2 separate regions of the Homo sapiens genome follow, and region 1 is linked to region 2. A link is a loop called in an ENCODE intact Hi-C map of the cell type or tissue named here. Cell type or tissue: endothelial cell of umbilical vein. All regions are shown on one strand. Each heading gives the region's core, and the rest is flanking DNA. Links, peaks and the distances in the headings are about the cores only.

The links. Peaks named below come from ENCODE experiments on the same cell type or tissue, not always from the same donor. Only the 100,000 strongest peaks of a DNase experiment are listed, where the experiment ranks them.
Region 1: it touches region 2 in a loop (6-fold over the local background); 2 of 110 quality-filtered maps call a loop at or near these places.

Annotation. Positions count from the first base shown.
Region 1 is chr10:43,854,824-43,860,202 of GRCh38, forward strand. It overlaps LINC00840 (long intergenic non-protein coding RNA 840), which reads left to right and starts at 4,588. Exons shown (of 5, transcript NR_038268.1): 1 at 4,588-5,379. In endothelial cell of umbilical vein, for the core only: no CTCF peak of the experiment used is centred there; DNase peaks (open chromatin) are centred at 2,948 and 4,478; H3K27ac peaks cover 2,971 bases.
Region 2 is chr10:44,005,166-44,010,544 of GRCh38, forward strand. No RefSeq gene overlaps it. Among named protein-coding and RNA genes, the nearest start is that of LINC02659, 95 kb to the left of the region's middle. RefSeq lists enhancers at 642-1,215, 3,202-3,521. In endothelial cell of umbilical vein, for the core only: no CTCF peak of the experiment used is centred there; a DNase peak (open chromatin) is centred at 3,356; H3K27ac peaks cover 1,336 bases.

The DNA of each region.
Region 1 (5,379 bases), core at 312-5,311, 150 kb before region 2:
GTTGCCCCTTTTCTCCTGCCTGCAGACACAAGCACTTTTGGTTCTCAGGCCTGCAGACTCAGACTTGAACCTACACTGTTGGCTTTCTTGATTCTCAGGCCTTCAGGTTTGGGCTGAATCACACCACTGGCTTTCCTGGGCTCCAGGGTGTCGATGGCAGATCGTGGGGTCTCTCAGCCTCCACAATCCCATCAGCCAATTCCCATAATCAATCTCTTTTTATCTATATCTATATATAGATATCTCTCTCTCTATCTTATTATTCTGTTTCTCTGGAGAATGCTAATACAGAGTTCTTGAAAAGACTCTGAAAACAACCACATCACCACCAAGGGAACATGGAGCCTCCTGGGTCACGAGAGGCCTGAGAGGCATGGTGGACGTGCCTGAGTTTCCTCTACAGGGTTCTTGTTAAGAGGTGGCCCAACCCATGCTTGGCCACGTTGAGAAAAAGGAAACGCATCCTCCCAAAGGAAGGCCCGTTCCACTGCTGGAGAATTCAGGCTACTGAAAGCTTCTTGCTTATGTGATTTTGCCCAATTCCGTTTCCGAGTCTGTCCCTTTTGTTCTAGTCCCTTCTTTTAGAGGAACATGGAGCAATAACAATGACTCTTACCGAGGCCAATTCTCTATTAGGCTCCAGGCAGCCAAGGTGACAAAGGATGTGTATCCTCATCCTTCAGAAGGTGATAGTTGAGAGGAGCGTGGGAGAAAACCATAAGCCCCCCAAGGTTAGGGTCACATCTATTCATCTGTATTTTGGTGACTAGCAGAGCACCTGGCAAAAAGTAGACTCTTCAGATAGTTTTGAGAGGCCCGGGAAACACAAGAACTACATTACCCTTCTCTAGTTACTCTTCTATCCTGTTGTCAAACTTGGCCTCACCAGTGAAAACCTGCCTCACCTTGGTGGCTACTCCAGCTAAGCTCCTGCTTCCTGCCCTCACAGCTGGCTTACAGCATCAAGCCCCATGGGATGAGTGCTCCATCCTGACTGCCATGTCTGCACTGTGTCTGCACAGTGTCTGTGAGGCCCCATCTGTCATGACCCGATGCTGGCCAGCCTGGCCTGGGCAGAGCTCCGAGGAGCATGTGAGTGCTTGAACACATGCACAATGCAACCCCCACCATGGAGTCTATGCTTCTTGGATGCTCACTCCACGAGGTGAGGGGCATGGGATAGTTGTCTCTGCTCTGTGTGAACTCAGTCTGGCCTGGTAGATAACACAGACATGCAAGGCAACTGTGGTAAGTGACAGAGAAGCTGCCAGTTGGCCCTGTAGTTGAGAGGAAGAGTAATGTGCAGTGTCAGCGTGCTGTCCAAGGAGTTCTTGGCATGGCTGGAGGCACTTCACACCTGAAGATGGCTGGTCAGACCACTGGAACATCCCTCGTTAGGCACCATGTGTCAGAAGCCTCATTAGTGTATCAAGGAATGCTCAGGCTTCCTGGAGGATTCATCCATTCACAGTTGCTAAAAGGAAGCCTACCGTGTGCTAGATGGGGCTGCCCCAGTGCCCTGGGCCAGGTCCCTGCTGTTCAATTGGGTGGGATGAAATATATAAACATGAAATAAATGAAAATATAGGGTGTGCAAGACAGGGCTGGCAGGGAAGGGCTCATGTAGCAGGGACATCTGAGTGAGACTGGCCGGCGGCAAAGGGATGGCCACAGTCTTAGGTCAGGTGAGCAGGAGTGACAGGCGGACTCCATGTGAGAAGGGAAAGGGCACTAGAAGTTGGGGAGCAGCAGGGACCAGGCCCTCCACCTTTGTGACCTTGTCCTGCTGTTTAAGGAGTCCAGTGCATTCTGCATTGGCGATTACCTAGTTAGGGTGACCAGAGTGAGCAAATAAAACACAAGATGCCCAGTTAAATTTGAATTTTAGATAAACAGTAAATTTTTCAGTTGTACTACACAAAGGAACATATTAAAATTCTTTGCTGTGGAGGCAAATATAAAACTAGGTAGAATAGGCAAGGTGTGGTGGCTCATGCTTGTAATCCCAACATTTGGGAGGTCGAGGTGGGAGGATGGTTTGAGTCCAGGAGTTTGAGAGCAGCCTTGGCAACATAGACCCCATATCTACAAAAAAAATTAGCTGGTGTGGTGGCATGCCCCTGTAGTCCCAGCTACTCAAGAGGCTGAGTCAGGAGGATTGTTTGAGCCCAGGAGGTGGAGGCTGCAGTGTGCTGTGATCATGCCACTGCACTCTAGCCTATGTGGCAAAGCAAGACCATGTCTCAAAAAAAAAAAAAAAAAAGAAAGAAAAAGAATAAGAAAATAGGATGTAAGAAGGAAGAGAGAGAGAAGTCACAGTTACCATTGCTAGTGGGAGGTGACTAGGTAGAAAACTCCAGGTTGGCTAACCTCCCTTCAGCTTTGCCAAGAGACCAGTCTATGCCATGGCCAGTGATGGACCCAGCCCAAGGTGCACACAGGTGATTGGGTTGGGGAGAGTGTGGAAGACCAAGTCTGGTTTTCCTTCCCTTCAGAACCCACTACAGAAATGAACAGTGGGGGACTCCAGTTCTCACCCTGGAGCCAAGATGGCAAGGTGACAGCATGTCATAACAGCTGTTCAGAGCTAGGACTCAGGGATCAAGCTGAGCTGCACACCAACTGGGGTGCTGTGGGCGAGCAATCCCTTATTATATCTAAGGCAGATAAGAGAAGGAGTTAACCCCTAAGGATCTTGTAAGGATTAAATTAGTTAATGTAGGGAAAGGTGTTAGTTAAATTCCTGGTCCATAGTATCTATTTTATTTTAATTCCTAAGAAAATATAGTATCTCTGTGTCTGCTTCATCGACCAGACTGTATTGCAGATGGTTTAAGACCAGGCAGCAAATTTGAGGTGGAGTCATGGTTATCAGAATGGCTGCCCAGACCACAAAGCTGATTTATCTCAATCATAACAGCAGCAAATTCCTGTTATTGTAGTGAATCACAGCATGTAAGCGCACAGATGCAGGCGCCGGGGTTCAGAGGGCTGGGTTGTGTGGGGAGGGTAACGAAAAACAGACACTTGCAGGGCCCTAACAATGTGTGTAGCAACTGAACCTGCAGCCTGCTTACACAAAACAGGCCTTAATGAAACTCAGTTTCAAAATGGAATATTTTTCCTAAATGATAAGGTATTGCATATGGTTCTTTTCCCATTGTGTAGTAATTCCTTCTAAAGCAAACATTTTAAAGATTTTAACTGAGGTTGGAAAACTAAAACTTGCCTCAGTATAAAAATGTCGAAGCCATCTGCTAGAAAATCACAGCTCTGCGATATAAAACACCCAGAGCTGTGTTGCTCAAACTAATTTAATCACAAAATACCATTTCCTTGATCCGAAGGGAAACATTTCTACTTGGCCACTAGAGCTTTCTGGAGAAAGGCACTTATATTTGCAGTAAGGTATATTAGTAATTTTGAATTTCAAAGAGAAAACAGAGCAGGGATTTTGGAAAACATATGTTGAAAGGGTAATTTCAATTCTTTGCAGATGAGAAAAGTTTTTGTTAAAACAACTGACAGACACTGAGAAACATGGCCATCAGTTTGAAGGAAAGTAATTGAGTTGTGCAGTTTGCATTTTATTTTGCACACGTTTAACAATTAAAAGCTTTTCTGTACTATGAGAACAAAACCCCCCAAACACCAATGCAATGGCAGAAAGTTGGGAGTCAAATCAGGCAGCACACACACGAACACTGTGTTCACATGATGAGGACCACATTTTTGAGACATTTTCTGAAAAGAACCTGTATATGTGTGTGTGTGTATGTATATATTCTTTTTTCCTGCCAGAATCTCTTGTTGAATGATCATCAAGTTAGTTCTGGAAAATAGGTTCCAATATTGCTCCATTCATTGGCATAGGTTGACTTTATCTTATTCCAATTTAATTGGCAGCTGTTTTCTTAGATAGTTTTGCATAAAATGGTGCTCAGAGAACAAGTAGAGTTTTAAACATGACACAGTCGTGTATTTGAGGATGTTTATGTTATATATGTGCTTGTTAATTTAGTAGTTATGAGTTTAATAATAACTTTGAGCTCTTTAGACATGGATCCTCATATATATTAACAAAATCAGCTGTGTGCCTTAACCAACAGTGAGCATATTTTTTAAAATGGGCCTCTGAATTGAAAATTTAAAAAAACCCTTCAGCATCCTATTAGGATTGATTAACCCACAGGAGGGTAATCCTGGTAAGCAAACGTAACCAAGATTCTCCTTCCCCAGTGATTCCAAGTGCAGCCTGGCTCTCCTGGTCAGGTGCTTCCTTTACTCAATATTTCCTGATCTGTTCCTAGATCCTAATACCACCCTCTGCGTCAACCTGTGAATGCATCCTCACTACCAGGGCTCAGGACTTGGAGCCGGGATTTTGCTGACATGGTCTTTTCTCTGGTTGTCACCTTCCATTTCTTCTTTGGTTTGCCTTTCATTTTAATGCCAGATTTTCTAAGTGTAAGAAAGGAGGGTGGAGAGTGGGCAGAAGTCATTGTTTCCATCATGAAAGTCAACATCAGTATTTCCTGTCCTGGGGACAAACCAGTGCCTCATGTTTCTGGAAACGCTGCAGCATTTAACTTCAATTTTAATCTGGATAACGCCAAAGCTTTTCCTCAAATTCACCCCTGGAGTCAGCTCATAGATGCTCTGATTTTGTCTACCATTGCTCCTCCTTAATATCTCTCGCACAGGTGCCATTGACCTTTAGATGGGCTGTACGGTGTGGGGTTCGGTGCCATGGATCTGCTTCTCCAGGGACCAGGATCTTGAGATCTTCAGGCTGGGTTTCCATGGAGGCATGGAGCTGCTTTTCCTCCTTCATAACTGCACTCAAAACAGCCCTGTTGCTCTAGAATGGAGACTTGGGCAACTCCTTCTGGCACAGATTTGTTCACCTCAGGTGAAATTCAGATAGAAGCAAGCTGCAGGCAGTTTCACCTCTAAGTCCATGGGTTCTCAACTGGTAACGTCCTCTTATGGATGTTAGCCCATGAGGTCAATCCTGTAGCAATCTAAGGCTTGAGAAAAATTAATCTTCTGGAAAATTCCAAGAATACATCTTAGGGAAACTGGCTCTACCTTTATGACTTGGATCACACAAGGATATGCTTTTCATCTTGGACTAGAACTGAGAGCCAATGGATGTGTTATCTAAAACTATCCCAGTGTGTTCACTATACAGAGGAAGATTCTGAGATTCAAGACTCAAGACTGAAGAAGATCATTATTTTTATTATTTTAGTCTTATGCACAAAATGATATCTACTGAATAAGCAGGTTTTTAATAGGTGACTTATATATGTTAGCAAAAATAAACACTTTGTCTTTTAGATCTATTCTAGTTTTTCAGTAGCTGTAGACTTAAGT
Region 2 (5,379 bases), core at 298-5,297:
GGACCGGAGATGAGCATGGCAAAAGCACGTGAGGCCCTGATTGCGGTCAGATAGCACCCTGTGTTCCTTGCTCCTCCACCGTGAGTGTAAGGACACAGGTCCAGGCCCTTCCCAACGCTGTGCTGGGGCAGGAGCCCGCAGGGCCCCAGAGCCTGGGTGGTCCCCGCTCCCCGGGCTCTGGAAGTCCGCTGTTCGGGGTAAATTGGCAGCTGCTGAACCCTAAAGTCGTGGGGCAGGGCTCCGACAGGCCTTTGCGCCTCCTTTCCCCATCAGCGTTTAGAGCTAATGGGAAAGGAATTGTTTATTTTCTTTTGTTTTTATATTTTTGGGTTAGCTTTACCGCTACAGAAAAGTAAGGTAAATGACCCCGCATTCACGGAGGGTGACTGTGCAAAGCGTGAACATGCGCCGAGTTTATGAAGCGGGTGTCGGAGCCAGCGCTGCTTCTCGCTGACCCGCATGCCCCGGCCGGCCAGGAACCTGCGCCTGAGTGCCCTGGTGTTTCTCTTTTTTCCCACGAAAGCACGTGTGAAGGGCAGAGCCACGTTTATCAAGAAGTCATTTTTCCCGTTCGCCGGCATTACACCATTAGCATTACAGGGGCCACCTACACCTCGTATTTCGATTCCACAGCTCCGGAGAACCTGCGGTGCTGCGGCCACTCTGTGGGTGTCCCCCCACCCCCATCTCCACTGCGAGCTCTCCGGCCTGGGCACGCAGCTGCTGACACACATCAGCATGGTGCCCTGGCCGGCATCTGCTCTGTGGCTGGTGCCTGCCTTGCCAGGGGCAGTAGGTATTGTAAATGCCTCTTTTGACTGGCACCAGCCCCCCGCCTCTCCTTTCCCTTTCTACAGCTGTTTCCCGGTTCTCTCACTGCTCCCAAGCGGAGAACATTTTCCTGCACCCCGCCCCCCTTCCCACCATTGCCAGGCCCTGACAGTCTCCACTTTGACGCCTCTTGTACTGTCCCACTGCCCATCAGCCCCAAATCTCATAACCTAGGTGGCTTCTTAATTTACTAAAATTACTCTGCTTCTTAAAATGCTTCGAGGACTCCGGGTTGCATGTAACCGTTCTTCTCAGGCTGAGCTGCGTGACCCCCTGGGGGCACTTCCCTGGGTTCTAGGGCACCAAAAGACTCCTGGGAGATGTCCTGTCTTACTCTGGAGCACCCATTTTACGTGAAGCTTAGAACTATTTTTGAACATTAAAACAAATATCAACGTACTTACAGAGTAGAAGATAAAACTGGAATATTTAAAAATATTTAAAATAAATTATGTGCACAGGGGTTCCCTTTAGGCTATGACCTAAGACCCTTAGGGGATAGGAGATCAGGGTCCTTAAGGAGTTTGAAGGTTAAGGGAGATCATTCTATCCAAAGAAACACAACGTCCTAGTGCGTCCTGCGCGGCCCTCTGAGGTGTAGCCTCTCCACCTGTCTGATCTTATTTCTCAGTGTCTTTCTCAAAGCCTGTGCTCTGGCCACACTTCATGGAGTTTTCTCTGCCAAGGTTGCTCTTGCCCTTCCCTTTCCAGGTGACACGCTCATATCCCCCTTCTAGGTTTATCGAGATGTTTTCTTCCTCTCTGAACCCTCTACTCTTTCCTCCCCAAATGGAGTAGAATCAGTTCCTCTCTCTCTTGTCCCCAGCCTCTCTCTTTCTCCCAGCTTCCCAACACATTCATTTTGAAAAAAGTAAGTGTTTTGGCTTCTGTGTCACAAGCGCTGTGGAGGAATTCTTTCCCAACTGTGCACATTCTGTGGGTTGGGGAAAACCAGCACCCACTTAAGGCACCTCCCTGCTTACACAATCCCCCAGCAGTGACTCTATGTGCAAATGTCACACCTGACTTGGCTCTCCTTCTTCCTCACAGTGCTGGGGCCCACATTTAGGGTTAAACACTGAGATAATCATTTCCTGGTTGTATTCCTGGGAACTGCCCCCAGAGAAACCCCAGTCAGGACTTGCCAGGGGGACCTGCTCTTCTTGCCCTGACTATGACAAACCCAGATTTGCGACTGGGGGTCCTCGCCCCATCTGCCTCACTTGTTTTCACTCTACTTTCTTCTTTGGGTTTGGGAAATTTGTCAAGAAGACCTCTTTCATCTTCCTCTAGAAAAGAGGTCTGAGAATCTGCCCTCCCTTCCTAGAACTTACCACTGTCCCTAACCCACAACTGGTGCTGACTAAACTCAAGTTGGTTGGATGGATGAAGAGACCATTGCAGGCAGCCCTGGAGAACCTCCCTCTTTCAAGTTCCTTCCCAGGAAAGAGTGTCTCTTGGGGCCACGGTTTTGTCCCTCTTCGCTAGCTTTGCCTTCATGGAAAGAATAGTACAAACATTTACAAAGAGCTCCAGACTGAGAAGGTAATTCCCACTTATTCCCAGCTGGTGTGATGTGAGGAGTGTTACCCCACCAGACCAAGGCGCCCAAATCCACATGCATGCCTAATAGCCAGTGGGACACCTGTGCTTTCTTTCCAAATCCCTCAATGAACTGTCTTGAGAAAGACTCACTCACCCACTGCCTAGATCAACCCATACCACCACCAGCCCTGTCTCTCACACTCTACATTTTCCCTGCCGTGTGGTTTCTGGGCTCAACTTCTTGTTTTTTAATTTCCAGGACCAGAAGCTTTCCTATGGTATTAGCATTATAGGTCTCCATGAAGTAGCTGAGTGGGTCGAGAAGTAGAGTTTATGCAAATAATTGGGGAGTAATCAATACTGTAGCTGGGGTAAATAAAACAATTAGAAAGCCATCAACAGGGAAGAACTAATTCTTCTTGGGGGAAGAGAAGAGCAGGGAACACCATCAGCAAAGAGGTGATGTGGGAGCATTTCAAAGGTGGAAGGAAGCAGAAAGAGAAGATGACGGCACATTCTAAAATGAAGGGAGGAGGGGTTGCAAAGGAATCAAAGCATCCCTGACCTCTCCTTCAATCAAAAAACTGTAAACAGAATATGTTTATTTATATGCGTTAGTATTTTTTCTCTTTGCAGGGGTAATTTTATACCTTTATGGAAAATCATTTAAAAGCCTTTTATCTATTAGAATTAAAAAGTATATAAGAAAAACATAAAAGCAGTAAGGGCAATGTTATTTCAGACAACTCAGAATAATTTAAATCGCCATCTGGAAAGCCCATCAGCGACAGAGCCTTCTGTGGCCTCTTTTCTCTCTCTCTCTCTCTCTCTCTCTCTCGGGCTCACAGGTCAGCCCAGAGCATCTGAACATGACCCACGTGGCCCAAGACTCGTGGTGACTTCTCACGGTGGCATGGCTCTGACTTGGAATTCCCCTGTAGAGGTCCTCCTGGGTGACATCATGTGCATTCCATGCTGTGAGGTGTTTCGAGCCTGTGAGTGTGAACTTTCTTTATGGACAGGAAGCAAAGGAAGGAAAGTGAATTTAGGAAAACAATGGTCATCTTAAAAAAGAGGTCAGATTTTAAACAAAAGTTTACCAGCCTGTTTCATATTTCTACTTATTTGGAAACAAGGCTGTTGAACTGTCCTGACAGGCTCTCTCAGACAGAGCTGGGCCCTACAATGGCGTTTTATGCAGGGCTTTGTGGGGAAATTTGGTGAAACAAGCCCCTGGGAGTTCTGTACCCACCCACGCCACAGGGAAGCCAGGGCAAGCTCTCTGCTTTTAAAGGGCTGGTGTAATAGAGCTCAGGGCTGGTGGGTTAACGGCATTACCCTTATTAACCACCTCATTTAATTCTCACCCTGGTGGGTTGTATCTCCCATCTGAGAAAACAGGCTCAGAAAGTTGTTTCTTGCCTACACTGTCAGCACTAGTGAGCGCACAGAACCGTACCTAGGTTCATTTGATGCCAAATGTTCACCCCAACAGAGGGAGGATAAAGAAGGAAGAGAATGGAGGTTAGAATGAGAACCAGTGAGTGTGCGGCCTGCAGTCAAAGTCTGTAATTGTCTCTCCTGTGGCTTGGCCAGGACAGTCCCGCTCATTAGCTTGTTTGGCCAACAGTGGTTTCTAATGAGGGGACTTGGGAAGATAGAGAGAAAAATAGCAGTCACGTGGTAAAAGTGTTAAGGTTTGTAGATGCAATGAATCAACACAGGGAGAAAATAGTCAAGTTGGGAGAAGAGAAATCACTTCCCCAACATTCAAGCTTAACTGATTTGCTTTGGGTTCAGCCTTCCACTCTTGAGTCCAAATACTACATCATGTCTGAATGTTCCTGTCTTGAAATGGTAACCTAATAATCTTCCCAGTCCTCAGGGAGATGGAGCATTGTTTGTTCCCTTCACCTTCTGCCCTTAGAAAGCACAGTCTTTTGGAAATTATCTTTGGCTCCTTGGATTTAAGCACTGAAGGCACTGCAGCCTTGTCGTGGTTCAGAAAGAACGCACGCTCTCCACGGGCCTGTTCGGCCCCCACTCCAGGAAGATGCCACTTGGCCTCAAAATATTAATGTTGGTGGGTTAAACTGGACCCTTAACCTCCTTTCCAAGTCATAACGGGTATGCAAACAGAGGGGTGGTCCTATGTGAGCTGGAAATAATGTTCTTGGCTGCCGCTTCCTTCTCTTTCTATTTTAGTCCTCAGGGACATGGCTTTTTTGCTTCTTTGAGATTTGGGAGTCTTGAGGTTTTATTGCAAAAAAAAAAAAAAAAGAATTCTGTGTGGTTTTAGAAGGCAAGTCACTTTTGAGTAATTTAAACCCTCATTTATCTAAACACGGAGGCTGAGGACCTCTTAGCGAACTGGGTCCCATGTTATAAAACTTTTGGCAAAGATTTGTCATCTATCCTGTGCTCTGCCCACACTCTTACCTAGCAAGTCCCGTCGTCATCTTTCCAAGCCAGTTTGGTCCTGCTGGTTTCTCTTCTTAGGTGTGCATTTTGTGCATGTATGTGCAGATGCCTGTGCACATGAGCGTGTGCTATACAGGAGGTCATGTTACAGAGAGCAGAGGCTGCGGCTGTTTACCAAGCCCTGCAGCCAGTGAGGTTCAGGGATAATTAAGAGAAATCTCCCTTGGCAGAAATGTGCCTGCTTGGGTCTGCTTCTCATTTTGGACAATTGGAAAAGGCAATCACTCAAGTTTTATTGATGCCAAAGAGTTTTTCACAGTCATCAATATGGGTTACAAAAATGAAGTTGTTGACATCTTATTTCTGGGGTTTTTTCTTTCAGATAATTGTAAGCCCTCAAGCATCATATATTCTGAAATAAGGCAGTTCCACCCCAGAACATAGCATTTTCAATGCACTACATGCAATTGATCTTACGGACATTCTGCCAAATTCCTGACCAATCATATCCATCTGTATCTATCAAGCGCATTCAGAGTTCTCTCGCTGCTGTAAGACAGAGGAAGAGTAAAATCTAAGAGT